Linked DNA regions of Homo sapiens: region 2 is linked to region 1. Evidence: chromatin contacts called from ENCODE POLR2A ChIA-PET data. All regions are on one chromosome and are shown on one strand. The core of a region is the stretch at or near the end of the contact, and the rest is flanking DNA. Distances in the headings are between cores, read along the strand shown.

What was found. ChIA-PET counts read pairs that join two places held with the same protein, here RNA polymerase II (POLR2A).
Region 2: POLR2A ChIA-PET joins it to region 1 with 11 read pairs in Panc1. The contact joins the promoter of DHX34 here to the promoter of APOC1 in region 1. POLR2A ChIA-PET finds 5 or more read pairs at or near these places in 2 of 52 experiments (Panc1 and activated CD4-positive, alpha-beta T cell).

Annotation. Positions count from the first base shown.
Region 1 is chr19:44,912,694-44,917,214 of GRCh38, forward strand. It overlaps APOC1 (apolipoprotein C1), which reads left to right and starts at 1,915. Exons shown (of 4, transcript NM_001645.5): 1 at 1,915-2,040; 2 at 2,179-2,256; 3 at 3,497-3,632. The coding sequence starts at 2,199. RefSeq lists enhancers at 1-710, 1,469-2,228, 2,229-2,986 and a promoter at 928-2,054.
Region 2 is chr19:47,347,308-47,351,828 of GRCh38, forward strand. It overlaps DHX34 (DExH-box helicase 34), which reads left to right and starts at 2,008. Exons shown (of 17, transcript NM_014681.6): 1 at 2,008-2,045. It overlaps C5AR2 (complement C5a receptor 2), which reads left to right. Exons shown (of 2, transcript NM_001271749.2): 2 at 1-22. RefSeq lists an enhancer at 1,848-2,752.

The DNA.
Region 1 (4,521 bases), core at 665-3,164:
AGCCAGTAGCCCCCATCTTTGCCCCTCGCTGAGCCCTACTGGATGTTCTTGGTTATGCGACAGTTTCCCCATCTATTAAAGAGAAACCCCTATAGCAGAGGGGAGGATGAGGTTGGAAAAGCAGGAGCATTGTTATGCTATTCTTGTGGGGTCTGGGAAGCAGACATCTGGGTGGATGTTTGGGGGGTGCTGGGCTTAGTTGGGGAAGTAGGGGGGCCCCTGGGGCTGACAGGGACTGGAAGCTCTGAGCTGGCCAGAGGGATGTTGCAATCCTGCCAGGGTCTTGTCTATGCTGTCCTTTTCACAACCATCCCCCTACTGCCAGGCTGACACGTGGTTGCGGGGGCACAAGGCCAGCCAACCTAGAGTCTGAGGCTAGGCGGAGGACACCCTCCCCACCAGCTGCCAGGGTCACTGGCGGTCAAAGGCAGCTGGTGGGGAAGGCATTGGACTCCAGCCTTGGGGGACGGATGTAGTGATGGTGGGAAGCAGGCTTGGTGCCAGGAGGGGCGTCAGAGGGTGAATAAAAGCAGATAGAGTGTTTGGGGGAGGTAGCCAGCCAAAGGGGGTGAGGCCCGGTGGAAGGGAAGAAGGGACATACACGCAGAGCTTTGCAGCTGAGGGTTTTAATTTTTTGAGATGGGGTCTCTGTCCCACCAGGCTGGAGTGCAGTGGCACAATCACAGCTCACTGCAGCCTCGAACTCCTGGGCTCAAGCAATCTTCCTACCTCAGCCTCTTGAGTAGCTGGGACTACAGGCATGCGCCACCACGCTCGGCTAATTTTTGAACTTTTTTGTAGAGATGAGGTCTCCCTATATTGCCCAGGCTGGTCTCGAACTCCCAGGCTCAAGTGATCCTCCCTCTTCAGCTTCCCAAAGTGCTGGGATTACAGGCATGAGCCACCATGCCTGGCTAATGCAGGTGAGGTTTTTGCAGTGTCATCCAGCTAAGGCGACCCGTTCCCCTCCCAAAAAAGGGAGACTGAGAACCATGAAGTTAAGAGCCCAGAGAATATCACGGTGGTCTGGGGTGCTTCAAGGGCTGGTCTGGAATAAATTGGAGGTGGCACGCAGGGTAGGAGCGCCGGGCCAACTGGGAGACCCAGCAACATAAAGGAAAAGTTGTTGGGGCTGAGGAGGCTTGCTGAGAGAGGGGAAGTGAGGGAAAGAGGTGATCTAGGGACACGGTGTGAATGAGGGGGGGATGAGATCACAGGGTTATTACTGGGAGACCCCTGAGGGAAGATGGCCACAGGGACAGGACAAGGCTGTCTTCTTAAGGGAGGAGACCACCCCTCATATTGTCTTATGCCCAATTTCTGCCTCCAAAGAAAGAAAAAGTAAAAACTAAAAGGCAGAAATGAAATCCACAAGCAGACAGCCCGCGCCACACCCTGGGCCTGGTGGTTAAAGATTGACCCCTGACCTAATCCGTTAGGTTATCTATAGATTACAGACATTGTATAGAAAAGCACTGTGAAAATCCCTATTCTGTTTTGTTCCGATCTAATTACCGGTGCATGCAGCCCCCAGTCACGCATCCCCTGCTTGTTCAATCGATCACGACCCTCTCACGTGCACCCACTTAGAGTTGTGAGCCCTTAAAAGGAACAGGGATTGCTCACTCGGGGAGCTCGGCTCTTGAGACAGGAATCTTGCCCATTCCCCGAACGAATAAACCCCTTCCTTAACTCAGCGTCTGAGGAATTTTGTCTGCGGCTCCTCCTGCTACATTCTGAGTGGGGAAAGGGACTAAGGTGGTCTGAGGACCCCACAGAGTCAGGAAGATTGAGAGGTGAGAGTGCTGAACGGGGAGGGGCTTTGGGGCTAAGGGAAGTGCCCGGGACCCCACCTGACCCCAACGCTCACGGGACAGGGGCAGAGGAGAAAAACGTGGGTGGACAGAGGGAGGCAGGCGGTCAGGGGAAGGCTCAGGAGGAGGGAGATCAACATCAACCTGCCCCGCCCCCTCCCCAGCCTGATAAAGGTCCTGCGGGCAGGACAGGACCTCCCAACCAAGCCCTCCAGCAAGGATTCAGGTTGGTGCTGAGTGCCTGGGAGGGACACCCGCCTACACTCTGCAAGAAACTCAAAAAGGGAGATGAGGGGATCGTGGGAGGGAGGTAGGGAGGGAGGAGGGTGCCACTGATCCCCTGAACCCCTGCCTCTGCCTCCAGAGTGCCCCTCCGGCCTCGCCATGAGGCTCTTCCTGTCGCTCCCGGTCCTGGTGGTGGTTCTGTCGATCGTCTTGGAAGGTAAAAGTGGGATGGGAGAATTGCGGAGTTGGAGATTTGGAAGAGTGAAGGTGGCTACAGGCCTGGGGTCCCGGCTTAGAGGACCTCTGAGAGCTCCGGGGCCCCTTCTGGGTCGTGGTTGCCTCATCGTGGTCGGGTGGGTCTCCAGGTTCTCCCAGGCTCAGTCCCGCAGGCGCCAAATCTGCGCAGGAGAGCACTAGCAACCGATGACGTATTGAGGCCCACACCTCTGGGATTGGCTGTCCTGCTTCGACAGCCTTGAAAGTGGGTAAGCTGGGTGGGGGGCTCTGGGAGAGGTCAGTGCTGAGTAAGGCAATTCCCAGCAGCTTGAGCCCCACCAGGTCACTCCAGTATTCCTCCCCATTCTTTTTTTTTTTTTTTTTTTTTCTCTTGAGACGGAGTCTCGCTCTGTCGCCGAGGCTGGAGTGCAGTGGCGCGATCTCGGCTCACTGCAAGCTCCGCCTCCCTGGTTCACGCCATTCTCCTGCCTCAGCAGGACTACAGGCGCCCGCCACCGCGCCCGGCTAATTTTTTGTATTTTCAGTAGAGACAGGGTTTCACCGTGGTCTCGATCTCCTGACTTTGTGATCCGCCTGCCTCGACCTCCCAAAGTGCTGGGATTACAGGCGTGAGCCACCGCGTCCGGCCATTCCTCCCCATTCTAACCACATGATCCCCAAGGATCTCTATCCATCCCGGTATCCCAACCTAAGGGGGTTCCAATAACAAATTTTTGGCCGGGCAGGGTGGCTCATGCCTGTAATCCCAGCACTTTGGGAGGCCGAGGCGGGCAGATCACTTGAGGTCAGGAGTTCGAAACCAGCCTGGCCAACATGGTGAAACTTCGTCTCTACTAAAAATACAAAAAAATTAGCCAGGTGTGGAGGCACGCGCCTGTAGGCCCAGCTACTCGGGAGGCTGAGGCAGGAGAATCACTTGAACCCGGGAGGCGGAGGTTGCAGTGAGCCGAGATCATACCACTGCACTCCAGCCTGGCTGACACAGCAAGACTCCGTCTCAAAACAAAACAAAACAAAAATAGCTGGGTGTGGTGGTGCACACCTGTAATCCCAGCTACTTGGGAGGCTGAGGCAGGAGAACTGCTTGAACCCGGGAGGTGGTGGTTGCAGTAGGCCGAGATCATGCCACTGCACTCCAGCTTGGGCTACAGAGCAAGACTCCATCTCCAAAAAAAAAAAAAAAAAAACAAATTTTGAACCCCTGCCCATCTTCCTGGCAGGCCCAGCCCCAGCCCAGGGGACCCCAGACGTCTCCAGTGCCTTGGATAAGCTGAAGGAGTTTGGAAACACACTGGAGGACAAGGCTCGGGAACTCATCAGCCGCATCAAACAGAGTGAACTTTCTGCCAAGATGCGGTTAGAACCCTTCCCAGGGCACGGGAGAGCTGGGGTGTGTTTTTGGGTGGAGCCCTGGCAGATGGTCCAAGATGAACAGATTGAAAAAAAAACAAGTCCTGGAGAGGCTGACAACATCCCTCTGGTCACACAGCTAGATCTCAAGGTGCTCAGACTTCAAGGACAGTTTCCCTGACTCCCATCCAGGCCATATTTTAAAAGATGGTCTTGGGCTGGGCACGGTGGCTCATGCTTGCAATCCCAGCACTTAGGGAGGCCGAGGTGGGCTGATTGCCTGAGGTCAGGAGTTCGAGACCAGTCTGACCAACATGGTGAAACCTTGTCTCTACTAAAAATACAAAAAAATTAGGCAGGCATGGTGGCGTGCACCTGTAATCCCAGCTAGTCGGGAGGCTGAGGCAGGGGAATTGCTTGAACCAGGAAGGTGGGAGTTACAGTGAGCCAACATTGTGCCAGCCTGGGTGACAGAAGGAGACTCTGTCTCAAAAAAAAAAAAAAAAAAAAAAAAAACAAGATGGTCTTGCCCAGGTATGGTGGCTCACACCTGTAATTCCAGCACTATGGGAGGCTGAGATGGGAGGATTGCTTGAGCCCAGGAGTTCGAGACCAGCCTGACCAACATGGCGAGATCCTGTCTCCATTTAAAAAAAAAAAAAAAAAGATGGTTTTGTGAGGTAATGAAAATGAAGGCCCCAAGCTTGGCCAGACCTGGGTCCCCAGGCTGGAGTAGCACCCCTTCCTGTGTGATCTTGACAGAGGGGCATTACTGTGAGCCTCAGTTTCCTCTCCTATAAACTGGTGGTTCTACAGGGAAGTAAAGGAGCAGGCCTACAGGGTGTCTGGTACATGTAGATGCTCAGTATATCATGAAACCCACCCTTGCCCCCTT
Region 2 (4,521 bases), core at 758-3,257, 2.4 Mb after region 1:
TATAATTATTGTTTGGATTATTTATTTATTTATTTATTTGTTTGTTTGTTTATTTGAGACAGAGTTTCTCCTTGTCGCCCAGGCTAGAGTGCAATGATGCGATGTTGGCTCACTGCAACCTCCACCTCCTGGGTTCAAGCGATTCTCTTGCCTCAGCCTCCCGAGAAGCTGGGATTACAGGTGTCCGTCATCATGCCTGGCTAATTTTTTATATTTTTAGTAGAGACGGGATTTCATCATGTTGGCTTAGCTGGTCTCGAACTCCTGACCTCAGGTAATCCACCTGCCTCGGCCTCCCAAAGTGCTGGGATTACAGGCGTGAGCCACCGCACCTGGCCTTGTTTGGAAATTTTAAGCAGAATGCTTAGTCCATTTATTCTTCTTCTTTTGATAATAATGTATGAATTGGCTTCTCTATCTCTAAGTTGTTTTCCAGAGGCTTGATAATTATATCCAACGTTCCACTTGACATCCCCAGTTGATGTCCAATGCATAACTCAAACAATATGCTGAAAACAGATCTTCGGATTTTCTCTCTAGCCTCTCTCCCACGTCTTCCTGATGGTAGTAGATGGTGACTCCATATTTCCAAATGCTCAGGCCAAAAACTTTAGAGTCCTTCTTTTTTTTAGACATAGAACTTTTTTCTGGCCAGGCACGGTGGCTCATGCCTGTAATCCCAGCACTTTGGGAGGCCGAGGTGGGCGGATCACGAGGTCAGGAGATCGAGACCATCCTGGCTAACACAGTGAAACCCCGTCTCTACTAAAAATACAAAAAATTAGCCGGGCGTGGTGGCGGGCGCCTGTAGTCCCAGCTATGCGGGAGGCTCAGGCAGGAGAATGGCGGGAACCTGGGAGGCGGAGCCTGCAGTGGGCCGAGATCGCGCCACCGCACTCCAACCTGGGCGACAGCGAGACTCCGTCTCAGAAAAAAAAAACAACAACACTTTTTTCTTTTTTTGAGACAGTCTGGCTCTGTCACCCAGGCTGGAGTGCGGTGGTACCATCATGGCTCACTGCAGCCTCAGTCTCTCAGCCTCCTAGGTTCAATCGATCCTCCCACCTCAGCCTCTTGAGTAGCTGGGACTACAGGCACACACTACCATATCCGACTAACTTTTGTATTTTTTTGTAGAAACAGGGGTTGGCCATATTGCCCAGGCTGGTGTGGAACGCCTGACCTCAGGTGATCCACCTACCCCGGCCTCTCAAACTGTTGGGATTACAGGCGTGAGCCGCCGTGCCCAGCTGTTTCTTCTTTCAGTTAATAAAAGAGAGGGTGCATTGCTGGCTAATGAGATTGTTTCTATACTTGGGGGTCTTCCTGAATGTGTGTGATTGAGTTTATTGCAGAGAAAGGTAACAGAAAATGGGGTTGTAGAAAGAAAAGAGGTAGAGGCTGAGTGAGATGCCCCACATCTGTAATCTCAGTGCTTTGGGAGGCCAAGGCGGGCGGATCACTTGAGATCAGGAGCTGGAGACCAGCCTGGCCCAAATCGTGAAACCTCGTCTCTACTAAAAATACAAAAATCAGCCAGGTGTAGTGGTGTGCGCCTGTAATCCCAGCTACTCGAGAGGCTGAGGCAGGAGAATGGTTTGAACTTGGGAGGCGGAGATTGCAATGAGGTGAGATAACGCCACTGCACTCTAGCCTGGGAGACAGTGAGACTATGTCTCAAAAGAAAAAAAAAAGTTCCTGGGCCCCAGACCAGCTCTCTCTTTGGGTTAAAACCCCGGCGTCCCGGAGCTGAGGCGCACGTGGCTATGCTTGGGGAGGAGAGGGCGGGGCCGGGGAGGAGGCGCTTGCAAGTCTGTACCGCAATGCCTCTACTGGCCTCTAGAGGGCGCAATCACTCGAGGCTCCGCCCCAAGCGAGGCGGGGCGGAAGCGTGCTGTGCACAGGCGCAAGATGGGTCTTGGGCAGCCCAGAGCTTCCGATTGGCTCTTCTGTGGTGGCGGGGCGGGGTCAGAACGAGATGGCTGTGTGCGCAGGCGCAAGACTAGCGCTCTTGGGACCGGAAGTTAAGGCGTTCGCGGCGTGTGGTAAGTGAGGGGGGCGGGACGGGTGTACCGGGTTGTGGCGGCGATGGCTGTCGGAGTTGGGCCGCTTGGGGGTAGTTTGGGGTGCGAGTCCAGGGGCGAGGGAAGTCTCGAGATGAGGAGAAATGTAGGAGGCAGCCGAAGGGCCGGCAAACGCGGACAGAGATGGCACCTGAGCGTCCCTGGGAGAACCTGGGCGACAGGCCAGAGACCGAAAGAAATGGAGGCACGAAAAGAAGCTTCGAGAAACTGAGGGACTGAAAGACGAGGGTGTTGGGAGAGGAGGGAAGCTGAAAACTAGAGAGCGTGGGCGAGAGTGCCGATGGGTTCCAGCGAGAGTCTTAGAGCCCACGAGGCCGAGAGGCGTGGTCGCCCATGAACTTGGGGAGTGGAGGGAAAAGTCGGAAACTGATCGTGGACACTAGAAACAGAAAAAATGGAATTTAGATGGAGAAACGAGACACTGAATCACGGGGGAGACCGAGAGATACGGAAGGATGGAGACAGTTGAAATAGGAAGAACCCCACAAAAGCTGGAGATAATGGAGAACGATGCTGAGAAATGGAAAAGCGAGGGAGTGGAGCCCGAACCCCTGGATTTGAGTGGCTCATGTAACACTCGGCTACTCACTTAGCCTCTCTATTGCTCAGTAAAATAGGGGGTGATCATAGTGCCTGACAGTCGTGAGAAAAGTGTGTGTGTGTATGTACATAGGTGTGGGATAGGAATAGATCATGCAGATAGGATAGGTCTGTGTGTTAATGTGAGTAAGTAAGCATGAGCTATTACTAAAGCTTCTGATATTGGGAGATAAAGTATTAGATGGGGAAATGGAGAGAGGTGGTGATGGAGAGTGAATACTGGAAGGACAAAAGGGAGGAAAAAAAGATTCAAACAGAAAATGAGAAAGGGCGTGGTGACTCACTCCTGTCATCCACAGCACTTTGGGAGGCTGCGGTGGGAGGATCACTTGAGCTTGGGAGGTCGAGGCTGCTGTACGCCGTGATTGTGCCACTGCACTTCAGGCTGGGTGACAGAGTGAGACCCTGTTTCAAAAAAACAAAAATGAATTTTTTTTTTTTTTTTTTGAGATGGAGTTTCGCTCTTGTTGCCCAGGCTGGAGTGCAGTGGTGCGATCTTGGCTCACTGCAACCTCTGCCTCCTGGGTTCAAGCGAGTCTCCTGCCTCAGCCTCCAGAGTAGCTGGGATTACAGGCAGGTGCCACCACCCTGGCTAATTTTGTATTTTTAGTAGAGACGGGATTTTTCCATGTTCGTCAGGCTGGTCTCGCACTCCCGACCTCAGGTGATCTGCCTGCCTCAGCCTCCCAAAGTGCTGGGATTATAGGCGTGAGCCACCATGCCCGGCCTGAAAAAGCATTTTTTTTTTAATGAGAAAGATGGAGAAAGTCAAATGGAGAACTGAAGAGAGATGGAGAAAGGAAGAGTTGGATTACAGAGAAAAATCAGACTACAGAATGACTCATAAGTGAAGAGAGATGCGAGCTGACTAGGACAGGGAAGAGAGATGAGGGTGATGATGAACAAGACGGACTGAAAAAGAGACAGAGGCCTGAAGATGGAGTGGAGAGAGATGGAGGGGACAGAGGGGGAAACAAACCCACTGAAGGCCATGAGCCCAGGGCAAATAGGCCAAGAGACCAAAAGATGGTCAGAGACACAGTTATACAGAAACTAGAAGATGCAGACAATCTAGAAGCCAAAAAAGATAGATACCTTGAGAGGAGCGGGATGCTGTCAGTGGGGCCCAGCATGCATAAGCAGTTTCTAGCCTCAGAAGAATGCTCTCATTTTCTTTTTCTTTTTTTTTTTTTTTTTTTTTTTTTGAGACAGAGTCTCGCTCTGTTGCCCAGGCTGGAGTGCAGTGGCTCAGTCTTGGCTTCCTGCAAGCTCTGCCTCCAGGGTTCGAGTGATTCTCCTGCCTCAGCCTCCCGAGTCGCTGGGACTACCCGAGTAGCCAGGTGCCCGCCACCACACCTGGCTAATTTTTTTTCTCCAGCCTGGGTGACAGAGCAAGACTCCATCTCAAAACAAAAAAGACTCCAACTGTAAGCAAAAAGGCATTTTCTGGTGTAGCTGAGAAGTGGGGGGTTGAAGGGAACTAAGCTTCAAGACCTAAATGATGTTGCCAAGCTTCTCTTCCTCTCCCTCTTTCACCTCTCCCTGTGGTGCAGTGACCATTCTTGTGCCTGTATCTAGTTATTTCTCTAGGATAGATTTTAGGAAAGACTCTGTCATGTTCCAGAGCTACCACAAAGAGCTCCAGGCTTATATCAAACTTGCCTGATTATGATGGATAAAATGAGAGCTTTTCTGTCCTAGCAACCGAGTGTAAATTCCACAAAAGGGCCCTGATTGGCCCTTCTTGGATCATGTGTCCGCTTCTCAGGCCAATCCTTGGTTAGAGGGGGAGTAGACTACTAAGACTGGCCAGGTCTTTGTTACTTGCCTACCCAAT